2 separate regions of the Homo sapiens genome follow, and region 1 is linked to region 2. Evidence: chromatin loops called from intact Hi-C (ENCODE). Cell type or tissue: natural killer cell. All regions are shown on one strand. Links, peaks and the distances in the headings refer to the core of each region. The heading gives the core; the rest is flanking DNA.

Region 1 (8,000 bases), core at 1-8,000, 390 kb before region 2:
CTCTCCTTCCGGGTGCTGGCTATGCTGGGGTCTTGGGGTCTCTTACCTTCCCTTGACTTTGTGCTGCTCCCTTGGACAGTCTTTAGTGGAGGGGTGATGTGGGAAGAGCTACACTTCCCTTTGCTCTCCTGTCCCTTAATTCCCCAGAGCTTCACACATACAATGACTTTATCAAAGATTAAAAAGAGAGGGAGAGAGAGAACCTTAAAAATAGCTATTCTCAGAAGTTAAGAGAAAAAAAAAAAACACTCCTAAACTTTTGACAGGAAGTCACCTGAGAGATTAGCTCTGTGTTGGTGCATGGCTTGAGGTCTGTCCTCCTCAGAGTAAGTGCTCCTCTTTCAGTCCTCCACGGGGCAAACTCCCACTCCTGTCCACAGTGGATCCCCACTGCCCTCCCTACTCAGGGAGAGCCCATTGTTGTTCATTGGGGGGTGTTCCTGAAGTCTGAGTTAATCACTATGGATAGCATGGCCAGGAGCACCAGTGGGGAAGACGCTCTCCTCGGGGGTCTCTGGGATCCTTTGAGCATTGACCCACGCTTAGCACACAGGGCATACAGATCTCCGAGGACACTTGCCTTCCAGACCTACCAAGGAGAGAAATGCTTTTCTAGAAGGCAACATACCTGCAGCTGTATTCTCTGTCTGCCACAGAAGAACAGTTGTCTTTATTGTGCCTTGACCTTTCCTCATCTTTCAGCTGCCATGTCGTGCCCAACGGCTTAACAGTACAACAGAAATGGGACTCAGCACCCAGTACTGTGCCTCTCCAAGCCTCCAGGCCATTTGGCACTGGCCACTCCCACTGACTAGGTCAGACCTACAGGTTTGCTTACCTGGGGTTCCATCCCATCCTTAACTGGTGGGATGGTGGCCTTGCAGCTGACTAGGAGAAACTGAAGGTGGTACAATGGAGTGAATTCTCTAGGAAACAGAAGGGGTCAGCCTACTTGGCCTGTTTTGGCTGGGTCATTTGGTCGTTTTTCTAAAGGCCAAAGTTCATGCTCTTTTGACCAAAGTTAGGGATTTTTTTTTCATCAGGGGAGTTAAATGAGCTATTTGCACTTCCATATTTTTGAAAAGCGGCCTTTCACTCCAGCAGGCTCAGGCTGCCAAATTGGTGTGTCCCCCCATCTGTGGACACCAACATCACAGCCACCCAGAGCAATGGGGCAGATCCCGGTGGTGACTGAGCAGCAGGTTGAGGCTTTGGAGACCCGTTTTGATGTGTCTTTGATCCCTCCACACGTGGCTGAAGGCACGTGGGAGACAGAGTGTGGACCTCAGGCCTTTGCTGCAACATCATGAGAAAACCAGGACTCCCCTGCTGCCTGTAGCTGGTGGGTGGGTAGGAGGAGTTTACTTAAAAAAAAAGTTAGACCCTAGGGTTGGGGCTGGGGTTTGTTCAAGGGCTGGGGCAAAAGGAGGTGATAGAAAGGAGGGAGCTTGAAAATTGCCAAGGGAGGAAGGAAGGGCTCAGTTGAACAGATCAGTCTTTTTCCTTTAGGAGGGGACTGGAGAATGCTCCATCATGGTTACAGAAGAGCTTCAAGGGCCGTGGGACCTTCTTTAGCCATTCTCACCAGCAGAAAGCCACAGGGAAGAAGAGGAAAAGGGTGAAAGAAGCCCAGAGTGATAAAAGGGAGTCTCTATTCTCTCCCATTCTTTAAAACCAGAGCATTTTGAGCAAACCACCATTAAGACACTTGCTTTATTGATTTTTATAAATTTTTATTTGGCTATTTTGGGGATGGGGGGAGACAAAAATCACTGAAGGAAATGTTCAAAGCTGGGAGGAAAAGTGGTTGGTGACTTTTTTCCCACATTTGTAAAACATCCTTTCACATTTTGTCTGAATGCCTATTGCCCGTTGCCAAATCCTAATTCAATTAAAGGTTTAGCAATGAACACCAGTTTAGAATTGTTTTGCCATCTCTGCTCAGGACAATAGGCAGTGGAAAGAAGTGAAGAGGGGGGTGTCAGATGCCACACACTGGGGGATATGGGTGCTATGGGTCACCTGCAGCCATCTAGCTTTAAAATGACCGGGGAAGAGCCTCCTGCATTCACTGTGGGGAGAAGTCAGGAGCTGGGCTGGCCTGTGTCTTCAAAGTGGCAGCTTTAGAAATCAGGAGAGTCTCCTGGGACCAGCTCAAGCTGCAATAAAATGCGGTGCCATTCATGCATTAAACAGATCCTTACAGAGAGGCTGCTGCTCTGCTAGGCGTTAAGGACAGCCCTCTGGAAGACAGATACAGCCACATCTGGCAGCTGCATGGAGGCCAGCAGCCCGAGACCCTGGGTGATGATGCATCTTGGGCTTCTGCCACCTGCTAGCACCACACTCTGACCCAAACCTTCACATGGGACACCTGGCACCAAGAAGGAGGATAGAGATGTTTGAATCTAGGACCAGATACTTACTGGATTAATGACTTGGCCTCTCAGAGCTTCAGGTTCCTCATAGACTCCCACCATAAAGTAGGTATGATAGCACCTATCTTGGACGGTTGTAACGATAGTCATCTGTCATTTGACCAGTGCTGGAACATATAGGTATATAGGTGCTTGGAAAAAGGTGGCTATTTTGAAATATTCTATGATTTAAGCCCTGGTGTGCTTAATACCCCCCTGAAACACCTAAAGTTGAGACTTCAAGATGTATAAAACCTTCCAAATAGATTCATGCCACATTTATCCACCCTCCCTCTCCAAGCATACACATGCACTGCTGAATCTTCCAGAAGGGGAGGTCCTAAGGGTGCCAAGCCTGAACAGATACTGGGAGGAGGACTCGGGGCATTCCCTCCAGACAGTTTTCCCAAGACCCTCCACTGCCATTGGGAAAAAGAGTGTGGGAACCCCGGGAGTCTTAATTTAGGCAGCCAAAGGGTGGGCCTTGGGAGCTCCAGCTCTCTCAGATTTCTGGTCTGGCAAGATGGAGTATGAATAAGAAACTCAGTAAGCATTTAACTGCTGATTGACTCTGGGAATTCCCAATAGTATTCGCAATAGAGAAGGCAGGTCCCCTTCCCCCAAATGTCAGAAGCCGGCTTCCTCCGCCTACTCCTGGTGACTTCCACCGCCCTGGACACATGGGGGCGCTGCAGCCCTACTTTTGCTGGATGCCCTCCCCGTCCGAGTCCTGAAAGACCCTGATTTTCCTCTGTATCTGGGTGAGTTCACATTCTCTGTGTCTTCCTATGTAGAAATCAGCGAAAGCTCAGCAATGTACTTAGAAAATAAAACCAAAAATGTGCACCTTAAACCAGGAAACAAAAACTTACGCAAGCAATGCATTTTTTTAATTGTACAAACACTTAAAAGTATGTGTAAGCAAAAAGAATTCCAAATACCCTGTGAGAATAATATTCAAAACACACACACACACGTGCACAAACACATGGAATGGGACGATAAGGGTGATTTTTATTTATTTATCAAGATAAGGTATCATTCTGCAAACTATTTTGTTATTAGCTTTTTCACTTAAAAATAGCCCTGCTTGCAAGCAGGCTCTGTGGTGCAATGGATAGCGCATTGGACTTCTAGCCTAAATCAAGAGATTCAAAAATAGCCCTGCTAAATATTTGCAATCTTTCCTACGCTCCTTTTTCCCCCAAAGTGACTTTGGATATCCAGAGTTACCAAATCTAGTATTTGAAGTCCTTAGGTTTGAGGGTTGAAAGTGAAAGGCAAGCTGTTTTAATGAAAATTCCTAACTGAAGAGAGCGGAGACTTAAGATGCTTAAATTTTGGTCACACCTGAGCGGTATTTGTTTGCATGGCAGTTAGAAGGCAGGTAATTTGTCCTAAAACTAAAACAGCAGTTAACAACCTTTAAATTCCCTGAGGAGATCCCTTCTTCCCCAACCAAACCTGTTCCCATTTCCTTCTAGACTGGTTGACGGTCAGGTGGGCTGATTGGTTCTCCCTGCTACAGTGGTAGAATTCAGCGCTGTACCTAGGTAAGAAGGGTTTTGGAGGGTGTATGGGAAGGTACACACAGGGTAGAGATGATAGCACAGGCTTTGTGGTCAGACTGGCAATGGTTCAAATCCCAGCTCTGTGACTTCTTGCCCAGGTGGGTGGCCTCAGGCAAATTACTTAATCGCCCAGAGCCTCATTGGTAAAACAGGGTCATAAAACTCTCACAGAATTGTGACTGGCAGATTATAAGCACCCAATGCTCTTTTAGGGGTTCACAAAGTTTTTCTGCAAAGAGCCAGATAGTGCATATTGTAGGCTTTGTGAGCCATACAGTCTGTATCATAATGAGTCAACTCTGCCATTGCATCACAAAAGCAGCCACGGACAGTATGTAAATAAGCGAGCAAGGCTGTGTTCCAATAAAAGTTTATTTACAAAAATAGATGGCAAGCTGGATTTGACCTGTGGACCATGGTTGACTGACCCTGCTCGTGATCATCCCCATCCAACAGAAATATAGCAGAGGCCACAGATAGAATACTAGATTTTCTTGTAGCCACACTATAAAAGGAAAGAGAAACAGGTGAAATTAGTTTTAAGAATAGATTTTATGCCCGGGCGTGGTGGCTCACACCTGTAAGCTCAGCACCATCGGAGGCCGAGGCGGGCAGATCACTTGAGGTCAGGAGTTCCAGACCAGCCTGGCCAACATGGAGAAACCCTTTCTCTACTAAAAATACAAAAATTAGCTGGGTGTGGGGGCTGATGCCTGTACTCCCAGCTACTTTGGAGACTGAGGCAGGAGAATCGCTTGAACCAGGGAGGCGGAAGTTGCAGTGAGCCAAGATTGTGCCATTGCACTCCAGCCTGGGTGATAAGAGTGAAACTCCATCTCAAGAAAAAAAAAAAAAAAAAGAATAGATTTTACTTACCTCAATATATCCAAGTTATGATTGCTTCAACATGTAACTAATATGAAAAATTCCTTAATGAGATGGTACATTTTATTTTTTGGTAATATTTTCAAACTCTGCTGGTATTTTAAACTTATGACACATCTCATTTTGCACTGGTCACATTTCGAGTGGTCAGTAAAACGTAACCTCAATATTGCTTCTCAAACTGCAGGCCAAAACCAATTTAGTGGGTCAAGAAAGCAACTTACTTAAAAAAAATCAAATTTTAAAAATGAAATGGAGGAGAATAGAAACTATCAGGGTACACTACATGTAGGAAGGACATGGGTCGTTTCTTGTACTTTGGTGTGTGAATGCCTGTGTGTGCACGTGCCTGTGTGTGGGTGTGCGCTGAGACATCATGAGAAAAAGAAGACATCTATTTCTTACTGTAGATTGCACACAGACATGTTTGAAACTCATTACTGTACGTGCTAAAGTCAAGTGGGTTTTTTGTTTGTGTTTTTGTCTTTTAGAGCAGGCTAACTGGGGTGTTTAGCTAGTGCTTCACACAGGCTGTGCTGTTGACCGAATAAACATCCAAAACCAGCTAAACCAGTTGCTAAATGTCATAGTGACCATTTAAAAATACAAATCAAAGTTTCAAACTTTAAACTTTATTATCTCTATTCTTAGCTTTAAAGCATGCTCATTTTACAGATAGCAAACAGAAATCCGGAAAAGTGAAATACTTAAGACCCCAAAACCTTGGCTGGGCCCAGTGTCTCATGCTTGTAATCCAACACTCTGGGAGGCTGAGGTGGGAGGATCACTTGAACCCAGGAGTTTGAGACCAGCCTGGGCAATATAGCAAGACCTGGTGTCTACAAGAAAATTTAAGAACAAAAAAGAGGCTGGGCATGGTAGCTCATGCCTGTAATCTCAGCACTTTGGGAGGCTGAGATGGGTGGATCACCTGAGTTCAGGAGTTCAAGACCAGCCTGGACAACATGGTGAACTCTGTCTCTACTAAAAATACAAAAATTAGCCAGACATAGTGGCTCGTGCCTGTAATCCCAGCTACTCCGGAGGCTGAGGCAGGAGAATCGCTTGAACCCGGGAGGCAGAGGTTGCAGTGAGCCACGATCATGCCATTGCACTCCAGCCAGGGTGACAAGAGTGAAGCTCTGTCTCACCAAAAGAAAAATAATAATAAGAAGAAGAAGAAGGAGAAGGAGAAGAAGAAGAAAATACTAATAGTTAAAAACAAAACAAAAAAAAGACCAAAAACCTGAGAAGTAGTTTTGGAACGAGAATGAGGAACTCTGTGAACTCAGCCTTGAGCTCCTTCCTCACCTGCTGGGCTCTCTACCTGGGCATGTGAATGGGAAACTGGGCCAATTCACCCAGTGATTTAAGCATTGAGTCATTTTTTTGCTTGGAATATTTGAATATATGAAATAAAAGTTAAAGAGGTATTGCTTTAAAGCACTTCATTCTCTTATTGATTCTTTTATTGACTCTTCCACAAATATTTTTTTTCCCTCAGTTTTTGGTCATCTACATATTTAGGTTTTTAAAAAATTAAATTAGTTTTGTACTCAGGGGTACATGTGCATGTTTGTTACGTGGGTATATTGCATACTGGTGGGGACTGGACTTCTAGTGTACCCGTTACCCAAATAGTGAACATCGCATCAAATAGGTAATTATTCAACCCTCACTCCCAGCCCCTTTTGGAGTCCCCGGTGTTTATTATTTCATCTCTATGTCCACGTGTACCCAGTGATTAGCTACCACTTATAAGTGACAACATGTGATATTTGGTTTTGTGCTTCTGAATTAGTTCATTTAGGGTAATTCCACCTGCTCATGCTTTCTGAGCATCCGAAGGTGTATCCTGCTGGGAAACAAATGTGAAGGAGGCATAGGCTCTACATGCTCACAATCTGGGGTAGGGTGTTATCTTTCAATAAAAACATGTCTGAGTGGGGCATGGTGGCTCATGCCTGTAATCCCAGCACTTTGGGAGGCCGAGGCGGGAGGATCACTTGAGTCCAAGAGTTTAAGACCAGCCTGGGCAACATAGGGAGACTTTGTCTCTATAAAAAATACAAAAATTTAAACAGGCATGGAGGCACACACCTGTAGTCCCAGCTACTTGGAGATTGGGGCAGGAGGATGGCTTGAGCCTGGGAGGTCAAGGTTGCAGTGAGCTGTGATCACACCACTGTACTCCAGTCTGGGCAACAGAGTGAGACCCTGTGTCAAAACAAAACAAAACAAAAACAAACATGTCTGAGATTATTTCGAATGCTATAAAAAAGAGTTTGTTTCATCTGGTATGTAGTGCCGTAAAAGATGAAAATGTGAAACTGATGAAACTCACTTTTCCTCCCTGCTCTTTAGCAATGGGATGAAAGACATTTTAAATAAATCTATGACTCATCGGGTCTTTCTCTTTTCAGTAAAAATTATTTAAGGCCTATTTTCTGGAAATAAATTCTGGGTAAACCCTACTCCCCTAATGGGATCCCATTTCTTCCTTTCCCCGAGGGTTGATACGTAGAATGAACACAGTCTTTGGATTCAGGCAGACTTGGGTATAAATTCTGCCTCTACCACTTCAAGACTATGAGGCTTAGGCCATGTTCTCTAAGACTCAGCTTCCCCATCCATAAAATGAGTATGATAACGCTGACCTCATAAGGTTGTAGTAACGATTAGTTGCAAGAATATATGTTAATTAAGAAAAAAGTTCAAGTGTGAAAAATGCTTTTATATATGAATTTTTGGTATGAATAAGTTTTCATCACATAGCTAATTGAGTCTAGAAATGATTTTGTTTGTTTTTGTTTTTTTTTGTCACTTCCTCCTCCTTCCAGAAAGGTGCAGTGGGAAGCTGAGAAAGGCATTTTGGTTCCCTTATTTTAAGGTCCTGATGCTTAATGGCTTACCGACTGCATTTTTAAGATATTGTTTCCCTACCCATTCATATCTCTGTCTTATACATGTATGGTTTCTGTCAGTAATTCAACATTCACAAAAAAATGGCCCAGACATTATTTTAAAAAAGAACAAAAAACAAATAGGCCTTGCAGTTGTTACCATGGCAACCAAATACTTTCCTGTCATTTATTCAGAAGTGAATTATTAATGAGCTTTGTCTGGG
Region 2 (10,722 bases), core at 1,598-9,597:
TATGTATAATTTGAAGAAAAGGTCTTTATCTACTTAATGAGAACCAAGTAATTAGATAACTATAAAAATATCTACCTAGAAAAAGTCCTATAATTTCCCAAGTAAAATACTTATTAATCTATGTTTACCAGTTTTTCCATTTTTAAGACTTTTTACAGCTGGTCATGGTGGCTCATGCCTGTAATCCCAGCACTTTGGGAGGCCAAGGCAGGAGGATTGCTTGAGGTCAGGAGTTCGAGACCAGCCTGGGCAACATAGCAAGACCTCATCTCTACAAAAAATTTTAAAAACTTGCCAGGCGTGATGGTACGCACTTGTAGTCCCAGCTATCAGGAGGCTGAGGTGGGAGAATCTCCTAAGCCCAGGAGTTGGAGGCTGCAGTGGAGCTATGATCACGTCACTGCACTCCAGCCTAGGCAACAGAGAGAGACCCTGTCTCAAAAAAAAAAAAAAAAAAAGAAAAAAATTTAAAAAGCCTGGGCGCGGTGGCTCACGCCTGTAATCCCAGCACTTTGGGAGGCCAAGGTGGGCAGATCACGAGGTAAGGAGTTTGAGACCAGCCTGGTCAATATGGTGAAACCCTGTTTCTACTAAAAATAAAAATTGGCACATGCCTGTAGTACCAGCTACTCGGGAGGCTGAGGCAGAAGAATCGCTTAAGCTGGAAAACGGAGGTTGCAGTGAGCCGAGATCGTGCCACTGCACTCCAGCCTGGGCAACAGAGGGAGACTCCATCTCAAAAAAAAAAAAAAAAAAAAAAAACTTTATGAAGCTATTACTCTCAATATTTTCCAAAGTTGCAAGGACTCATTTGCGAAATGAGAAAACAAAAACAAACACACAAAAGCCCTGTACCCCACTGAATCTTGAGTTTCCATTTTGTCCAAGTCATAGTCTCCCGTATTCTCAGTTCATAGGAATAATGACTTCCAGCATTCTCCAGTAAAAATGGCTAAAATTGCACATTTTTAAAGGCGGGATTAGCGTTTGCTCTCAAAATAGGTACATCGACAAAAGTGTCCATTCTCATTCTTCTAAAGTTGTATCAAACATTGAAAGTATAAAGAGAATACCTGAAACTCATCATGACATTCTAACTAGTATTTAACAGGTTAAGGCAGAATACTTTCTTATTAATTTACCAATAATAGACAATTTGGTGTCAAAATGAAATGCCCACAAATAACATAAGGTATTTAGTAAGTAATAAAATCTACTTAACTGTGGGAGCTATGCAATTCATGAAGAGCTACATGGTACTAGCAGGTGAGTAAGTTGGCTTCCACACCTCAAACATTCATTTTGAACTAATAAAGAGCATATTAACTTGATTTTTAGCATTAAAAATACTGAATGTTAAAAATAATATTTGATTTTCACTCACTCCTATAGTTTTGCAAGTTAGCTCGAGAGTCCAAAGATGCTTATGATTCTCTGAAAATAAATTTAACAGATGATCCCCTTGAGAACAAAACAATGAGCGTCAAGATATGTAAAGATGCATTTGCACACACAGGACACCTTCAAAAAAAGCAGGGGCCAGGGAAGAGGTAGGAGAGTTGAAGAATTAAAATACATTTTGATTAGACAACGGTAAGTGTCTATTCCTCATCTTTCTTTAGGACGGATGACTTAACAAAGAATATTTTCTTTGCGAATAGTAGGGTGTAAATAAAACTTTCTCTGTACAACTAACATGCCATATGAGTAATTTTCCTTCCAACTAAAAGTTTCTAGGCTTTGTGGGAATTAGTTATTGTTGTGATATGTACACACAGGTATTGAGCCAAGGTCCTGGAAAAATGAACTGATGAATTTATGTATTTGGGTGTTAAATATTTGATTACTGAAATTAGGGAAACCAGACAAAAAGTGGGGTGGGTTATACTCAGTAATGCAAAAAGCTGGTTCAAATGTCACCTAGTCAATGAAGCCATCTTCTCAACTATGCACATGCTTTGATTATAGAATCTGCTGAATTATGTTTGGGCATGTAAATATCACTTACCTATAGTTTAAATTGATTGAGGGTAAAGGCTGTTAGCTATGCACAGCAGATATTCACAACTGTTGAATGCATAATATATTTCAACATTTTACTTTTGCTTTACATTTTAGTAAATGTCTCACCCAGCAAATCAGGTAATTTACTTAAAACAGTGACAGTATTTTCAAAATAATATCTCTAGCTTAGATAGATTTCTACCCACAAAACAGTTCTAATATAGACTGCTATACCTTACTAAGCTATCCTATCATCTGGTATTATTCCCAATTATAAGATTACATTTTATTTCCCAGCCTCAGGTTGGGCTTTGTGCTAGTTATTAATTTACTGTTTCTCAGCTTCAAAATGGTGGACATCCAGTGGTGCTTTGACCCTGCCTTTTGCCCAGAATAGCAGCCCCAGCTTGGCCTTATCAATACCTTTGCATGGTCTTCTCAACAGACACCACATACCCCAGGCCGCAGTGGTACCCTGACCCTCAGCGTGCCAGCTGAGGCTTACGTGTGCCCTGGATGGTTGCTTCCCCTTCACTGGACAACTATGAACAGACCCAACCTGGCGACCCAATGAACTTCTCCACCATAAACTACTGAACCCTAACTGATTAGACCATGACTGATACAGTAATCAATATAGAAGCCTGAGGCCTCAGAAATGAAAACTAAGGTAACCACTTTTGGTCTTAACTGGGACAAGAATCAACCTATTTATTGAAAGTAGCAGCTTCTAGGTCATTTTTTTTTTATACCTAGAGGCACTAAGCCCCATCAGCTTCTATTTTTCTACTTAGAGGTACAAGTGATGACACTTAACATTAGTTACTTCAGGTTAAGAGCTGTCCATAATGAAAAAACAACAACAAAAAATCCCTCAGTACTTTCTGCACACTAGAAAGGCACAAAGAGAGCCACTACAGAGAAAATATGAATTAATTTTAAAAGTGGTTAGGTCGTAAACACATTAGCTTTAATACAGAAGAACAGGAACTCAGGAACTTCAGTTACCATAGGTGGAAAATACTCTTTGCATACAGAACTTTCAGCCGCAGCAGCACAACTTAGAAGGTGTATATTGCAATGCAGTGAGCTTGAGCTTTGGTGCTGCACAGATCTTGGTTCAAATCCCAGTTGTCGTACTTTTGAGCTTTGGCCAATTTACATAATCTCTGAATTTGTATGTGTAATCTCTGAGATTCTATGCGGGAGGTAAATGTTACATCATCCATGATGATTGATAAGTAGCATACACTTCCTGCCTATAACTGAAGAAATTAAAAAAGATAAGCAACCAGTACAGTGATTAATTTTCCCCCTTGCTTCCTCATTTTATAGGTAAGAATACTGAGGCACAGAAATAAGGTTTTGCCAAGAGCGCAGTAACTTCTAAAGCTGAAACTAGCCTTAAAAGTCTTGATTTTAAGAGTATGCAAACTTGGGAAACAAAGTTACATACAATCACCAGTAGTTCCACTGGGAAGAATAACTTAAGTTATGGTATTAAGTACCATCTTATAAGTTCCTGATATACCATTCCCCATCAGACTGATGAGCTACTAAGTGCAATTTATGAGATTAAAAATTTAAATTTAACATCTTACATTTCCATAATACTTTATGCTTTATAAAGTGATATAATCAATGTTATTCCACTTGATCACAAGAGTCTTATATTTAAAAGGCTCATCTTTTAGTAATAGGAGTAACAGAATTTCATAAACTAAGAAATTTTAAAATATACATTTTAGGTATTAAAAAAAGCAAATCATGACTAATTAATGATTTTGCTAAAAGTTTCTCAACTTTTAATGAAAACCCATTTTCCTTAATGGTATGTATCATACAACAGAGGTTAAACTGAGAGATTCACAAAACATTCATTTTCCCAGGAAGAAAGCTGCTTGGACTTGTTGCAAAAAAAGCAAAGATACGGATAAAATGTGAAAATAGAATTTATATGATCAAAGAAACAAAAGACTGCTATTGAGAGGCTAATAATTTTTCAAAATACATCTGTAAACCTTACAGTTTCAATTAAATGGTGTTTCAATATTACAAGTCTAGACAAACCATATCCTCCCTCCAACCCTGTTTGCCCCCCATCTCCTGAAACCAATGGAGACACACACACATTTTTGTAATATAAAACTATGTAAAAGGATTTTATAGAAAGACTATTGCCTTTTCCATTCACAAAAAGTTTAAATGTCTACTGAAATACACTATTTGCTGTACATAACTTACTGGAATCTTATTCGTTTTCATATTGGTGAACGTGAGCCATGGAGGACTAGTGTTTTGGATGGGAAATTCTATCACTGTTCCTGCATTATCTGACTGAATACATCTACCCCATATATTCATAAGACACCTCATAGCATGGTAACATGCCAACTTTTACCCATTTCCTCCTTCTTTAAAGACACTGACCTAGTGCAGATCCTAATCAACTTATACTTTCATTATGGCAAAATCTTCCAGTTCTTTTCTGATGACTGCTATCCTCTCCCTGTTTTGACCTACTGACTTGCACATTATGGCCAGACTGATAAAAGTAAATCTGCACTGTTACTTCCTTCTTCAAAAATCAGTAAAAGTTTCCCACTAATAGCATCCCATTTAAATTAATGGTTAATTCTTACCGGCCATACACTTGATTCTTTCACTTCTTCACTTCACCTGAGACAAAGTCCATCATAATGCAGTATGTGCGGGACACGTTTTCCTTGAAAACTAAGATTTAAGTGCCAATTTAACTTTTCTCCCACACTTTCACTACAATATATTAACTTACAGCACCACCTATCTTTCAATAAAAGCTTAACCAAGAACTAGATTTACATTTAGCATAATGCCCTTAGGCTGGCTGATACAATTTAGTGTAAAATTAAGTCCAAAGTGCAAAATATTTTTTAAAAATCTAAAAATAAAAGTTTCATTCGACATTATATAAAATACCCATTAAGAGTATATATAAAGTTCTCAGTAATGTTTAAAACCAAGGACTCTGGCCAGTCGTATACCAATGACTTAAATTTAGCACAAAATAGTGAATGTAACTAAAAATTGCAATCAGCGAGCAGAGCCAGTTTGACTTATAAATTCTAATATTCATTGATATTTTCACATCCAAGTGTTAACTGGAATGTGTGTTGCCTTTTCCTTAGAAGTACTCCCAATATTTTGGTCATTTTTTCTGTTCAAACAAGAAACAAAAATGAAGAGGCAGAAATTTTTTTTATATCCTCTCAGTGTGATACCTATCTATTTTAAATAAATTAGTAGTATAATGTGGAAGGGGCCTGGTAGTGTAGCACACAGTTCAAACCAAGTATACCATACTCCTTTCTCAGTGTTATTCTTTGATCTCAAACTACAACAAAATTCTTTTTAGAAATGAAAACTTCCTTAATCTAAACCACCTCATCAGTATAGAAATACCAGAGACAATATTTTTGGTCAGAATGAACAAGCATTTGTACCAGAAGCTGAGAAGTCAAACCATGAGAGGCAGGTGATTATATGAAAAGCCTGGTTGTGAGGTCCATGAATTAAAACATCTTAAATTTATACAGCGATTTCCCTTGTACAGTTCAACTCTCTAAGGCAGGCTGAGTAAATATTAATGCCCATTTCACCTATAGGGAAACAGATGCACTACTGCTTATGTACGTCAGTTCATGAAAAGCAGAACTCTGAGTCAGGCTTATTTATGGCTGCCTCATCATGTTCTGTTCCTCAGATATAAAAATTAAAATGAACAAACAAACAACAACCACAACAAAAACAACGGCCTAGCACAGTAGCTCATGCCTGTGTAATCCCAGCACTTTGCGAGGCCAAGGTGGGTCGACTACTTGAGCCCAGGAGTTTGGGACCAGCCTGAGCAACATGGCAAGACCCTGTCTCTAAAAAAAAAAAATAGAAAAATTAGCCAGGCATGATGGTGCATGCCTTTAGTCCTTAGCTACTCGGGAGGCTGAGGGAGGAGGATCACTTGAGCCTAGGAGGTCGAGGTTGCAGTGATCTGTGATCCCAGCACTGCACTACAGCCTGGGCCACAGAGCAAGACCCCATCTCAAGAAAAAGTAGTAATAATAATAATAATTTCGATTAAAACTGACCTTGGAAATAATGTAACATAAAAATTATTTTGAAAATAGCCTTTGGTTATAATTTTCAGTGTAACTGTTAATATGACAAAAGTTTTGAAGACTATTTTTTTTAAATGGCTTGTTAAACTGAGTTGGATAGTTGGATTAAGCATTTTCTTAACAATTAATACACCAGGGTGCTAATTATTTTAGAAGGCTCTTCTGTTAGGGTTTATAATTCATCATGTCATACCATACAACTTGTACTATATTAGCCTTTCTTCTATTGATTCATGTCAGCTGACACTAACATAAACCTTTTTGTGACAAGTTAATTAAATTACCATTCATTACCATCCAACTTAAATATAGTTATCTTGACAGTTATAGCAGAGCTGCCAAAAGAGAGAAACAAACTCTTCTAAACTTTATAATAATTAGTGAAAATTTCATATTAGTGAAATAAAAAGGATAGTTCTCATCTGTTTGGCTTCATAAGTCTTCTATTCTCTTTCCAAAGTTTTACATTTCCTATCAGTTACTTTCCTAATGTCATACTAATTTTAAATTCCGTCTTTTCTCCTGTAGAGCCCTTTTAAAGGTGTTCTAGAAAAACTACTAATCAACTTCAAGGTTTATTGAACTTTTGTGTTTTAACATTTAAAATACAATAGAAATGTTTATATTTTCTCACATTTTACTGCACAATACAAAACTGATTTAAATGCATTAAGAAACAACATTTTGTTTTTAAATAAACACTAACAAAATGTTTGGCAAGAGATAACACAATTTATTTAAATATATTCCGACTCAAGATGAAGGCAAGCGGTTTACCTAGAAAGGTTTACATATTTTAGCTATAGTTTTTCATTGAACCATTTTTTTGAAATGTCATTCTTTTCATTCATGCTTCTTTTATCCTCTTGCTTTAGAAGTTCACAGTGTTATATAAGTGAAAAACAAGACAGATAGAAACCACCCTAAACATATGGCTTTATGTACATAAAAAATTCAATAATGTTGCCATAACCCCTAATACAGTGTGATCCTTATTTATTTATTATCCAGAATAAACTTCTGTACCTATTAAATTCTTCAAGTATATCTAGAGCAGTGCTTGTAAAAGTGAGGTCCCACTGCTAAGTTAATGGCCATCTCTTTGAAGATCACTTCTACCTTCAACATAATTATGGTACAGTTCTAATAGTTTTTTTAATTTTACATGTATCATACATTCTCAAATATTCCAAAATGCTCAAATGAGCCAAACATATACTTTGATTTACATCTAGTTTAATATTCCCTTTATACAGCACCAGAGGTTAAAAATGGATCTGAGTAACCAAATATTCTCTTTCCTTTATTAGTTAGAGTTTATCATCATTTATTTCTATAACATTAAACCCAAATTGAAGATGAAGACACCCTGGGTCAAATGCTTTCACCTTAAATAAATAAACATTTCATCCACTTCATACTTAAATACCAAGTTGTTTTCCTATAACATATGTTTCTTGGTAACAACTACTGAATCAACTAAGCTGAACACCAACTTCTTATCTTTGAGGACTAGGCAAGTCGGATAGGATTCTCTAGGTTTGCTTTAAAACTTTTAAGAAACCTGGTTGCCAGTTCGTCATCAACCACTCGACTGTCACTTGACATTGTGACTGTTATGAGCTGGCGCTGCTGCAGTTTGGCATTTCCCTCTTCATCCTCAGTGAGCTTCAGCACAGGTCGGAACCTCCCAACCGCCAAAATGCAGGCCTGAGGAGGGTTAATCACTGCAGTAAATTCGTCGATGCCAAACATCCCCAAGTTGGAAATACTAGGGGGAAAAGAAAAAGCTCTGAAGGAGGCATGTCCTTAATCAAAGTCCCCTTTCCGTGAAGCACATATTTTATATATTTTACTAGGCAGTGTAGTAAGGCAAGAAAAAAATATATGAGTAATGAAAAAAGGAAACATTTAGTATTTACAAATAAATTAATTGTGTACACAGGAAAAATGAGACTATAGATAACTAGTAAAATTAATAAGTAAATTTAGTTAAGTCATCAGATAAAAGGTCAATATAACAATCCATTTTATATCGAGTCATGTCCCACATAACGAAGGATCACATATACAACGGTGGTCTTATAAGATTATAATGGAGCTCAGGAATTTCTGCTGCCTAGTGGCATCATAGCTGTCATAACATCATATTGCAATTACTTTATTTTAAAAATAAATTTAGTGTAGCCTAAGTGTGCAGTGTTTATAAAGTCTACAGTAGTGTATAGTGATGTCCTAAGCATTCACTCATTCACTGATTCTTCCAGAGCAACTTCTAGTCTTGCAAGCTCCATTCACGGTAAGTGCCCTAAACAGGTGTACCATGTTTTACTTTTTACATTTTTACTGTACATTTTAAAAATGCTTAGATATGTTTAGATACCCAAATACTCATCATTGTGTCACAACTGCTTACGGTATTCAGTAGAGTAACATGCTGTATAGGTTTGCAGTCTAGGAGCAACTGGCTATATCATACAGCTAAGGTGTGTAGCAGCATGTACCATTTAGGTTTGTGTAAGTACACTCTATGATGTTTGCATGATTTGCGTAAGTACACTCTATGATGTTTGCATGATGAAACTGCCTAACAATGCATTTCTCATATCCCCATCATAAAGTGGCACATGACTCTACATACAAGTTGCTATAATTAGAAAATAAAAATTTAAAACAATACCATTTATAATAGTATCAAAAAACAAATACCAAAGAATAAATCTAATGAAACATATACAAGACCTCTACACAGAAAATTATAAAACATAACTGAAAGAAATCAAATAACTGAATACACAATGGTTTCTACCATATTCACAGGTTAGAATACTCAATACTGTAAGGATGTCAATTCTCAAATCATCAAAAGACTTAATGCAATCCCAATCAAGAAACCAGCAAGGGGTGTGTGTGTGAAAAATGGCAAATCAATTTTACAATTTATTTGGAAATACGAAAAGCCAGAAGACAATCTTGAGGGTGAACAAAATTGGAAGACTTCATTACCAGCTATCAAGAGTTATAGCTTGGTGGTAGTAAACAAAGGATAGACAAACAGGCCAGTGGAAAAAAAATAGCACAGAACTAGACCAACACATATATAATCACCTTTTCAATGCTATGAAAAAGGAGAAATCAATATTCAATACATGATGCTGTGTAAATTTAGTATCCATATGGGGAAAAAAGAGCACTTGAAACTTCACATTATATACAAAATCCAATTTCAGTTGAATTGTGATCTACATGTGAAAAGTAACGTAAATGCTTTTAGAAGATAACACAGAAGAGTAACTTCATGACTCTGAGATAGGCAAAAATTCCTAACAGAAAATGAACAGTACCAACTACAAAGAAAAATACTGATAAATAGGAATTCATTAAAACTCAGAACTTCCGTTCATTTAAAAAAATCACCGAGAGAGTCCCAAAGGCAAGTCACAGAGTGTGAAAGCTATTTGAAACAATATATATCCTATAAAGGTCTGTATATCCAGAAATAAGAACTATACATCATTTTTTTAAATGGACACCAGATTGCAGTGGGTACTTTATCTCATGAATTACCAGATACCCAAACGGCTGATGAGTGAAAAGTACTCAACATCACTAATTTGCATTTTCCTACAAAGAGTACCACTACACACCCCAAGAATTGTTAAAATTTAAAACCTAACATTATTAAATAGTGGCAAGAATGTGGAGCAATGGGAATTCTCAGGACCGTTGGTGGAGGTGTAAATTTGTATAACCATTTGGAAAATTGTTTGGTAGTAGCTGCTAAAGCTTCTAACTTAGGAATTCTACTTTTAGGTCTATACAACAAAAAATGTACATACATTCACTATAAGACACTAATAAGAATGTTCATAGCACCATAATTTGTAATAGCCCCGAACTGGAAGCAACGCAAATGCCCACCAACAGTAAAATGAATTCTGGTATATTTATACAATAGAATATTATATGCTGCAATAATAAATAAGTGGTTGTTTCACATAGCAATATAATATTACAGACATTAATATTGGGGGTGGGTCAGATACTAAAGAATACATAATATTTATCATTCCATGTTAGTCAATGTCCAACGAACGTTTAGTTCAACACTAATAGGTTCCTACTAGCTTTAATATGAAAGCCTGACTAGTCTGAAGAATTTTTTCAGATATTCTATTGTCTAAATAAAGTATTTTTAGCTTAAATTTTAAAAAATATTTCAGATAAATGAAAGGCTGACAGGGACTTTATAAGTCTTACATCTATCTGTTTGATGCTATGGATAATTAAGAGTTTAAATTTTACCTAAAAGATCCTCCTTGGTATTCTTCAGGCAACAATTTTCCATCTCTTGCTTTCTTTGATAGAGCCTGAGAAAAATACAAACAGAATAGGACAACCAACAAAATGTTATACAGTTGATCTTGTCACTTGAAATATTTGTACATCATATACTCTCATCTCTGATATGCCTTGATTTGATTTTGTTACCTATATAAAAATAATTTTCTCTAATTATAAGAACAAACAAGAGCACAGATAATTCAAGAAACTAAAGCTGTTA

What was found. A loop is a pair of places that touch in the nucleus more often than their neighbours do. Peaks named below come from ENCODE experiments on the same cell type or tissue, not always from the same donor. Only the 100,000 strongest peaks of a DNase experiment are listed, where the experiment ranks them.
Region 1: it touches region 2 in a loop (7-fold over the local background); 77 of 110 quality-filtered maps call a loop at or near these places.

The regions. Positions count from the first base shown.
Region 1 is chr11:35,387,510-35,395,509 of GRCh38, reverse strand. The region is part of intron 1 of SLC1A2 (solute carrier family 1 member 2); the gene reads left to right. Among named protein-coding and RNA genes, the nearest start is that of SLC1A2-AS2, 28 kb to the left of the region's middle. In natural killer cell, for the core only: a CTCF peak has its summit at 3,090 (motif pointing right); a DNase peak (open chromatin) is centred at 3,099.
Region 2 is chr11:34,992,121-35,002,842 of GRCh38, reverse strand. PDHX (pyruvate dehydrogenase complex component X) reads right to left here. Exons shown (of 11, transcript NM_003477.3): 10 at 10,464-10,528; 11 at 6,715-7,929. The coding sequence ends at 7,671. Among named protein-coding and RNA genes, the nearest start is that of MIR1343, 56 kb to the right of the region's middle. In natural killer cell, for the core only: CTCF peaks have their summits at 4,574 and 4,779; DNase peaks (open chromatin) are centred at 4,462 and 4,782; H3K27ac peaks cover 333 bases.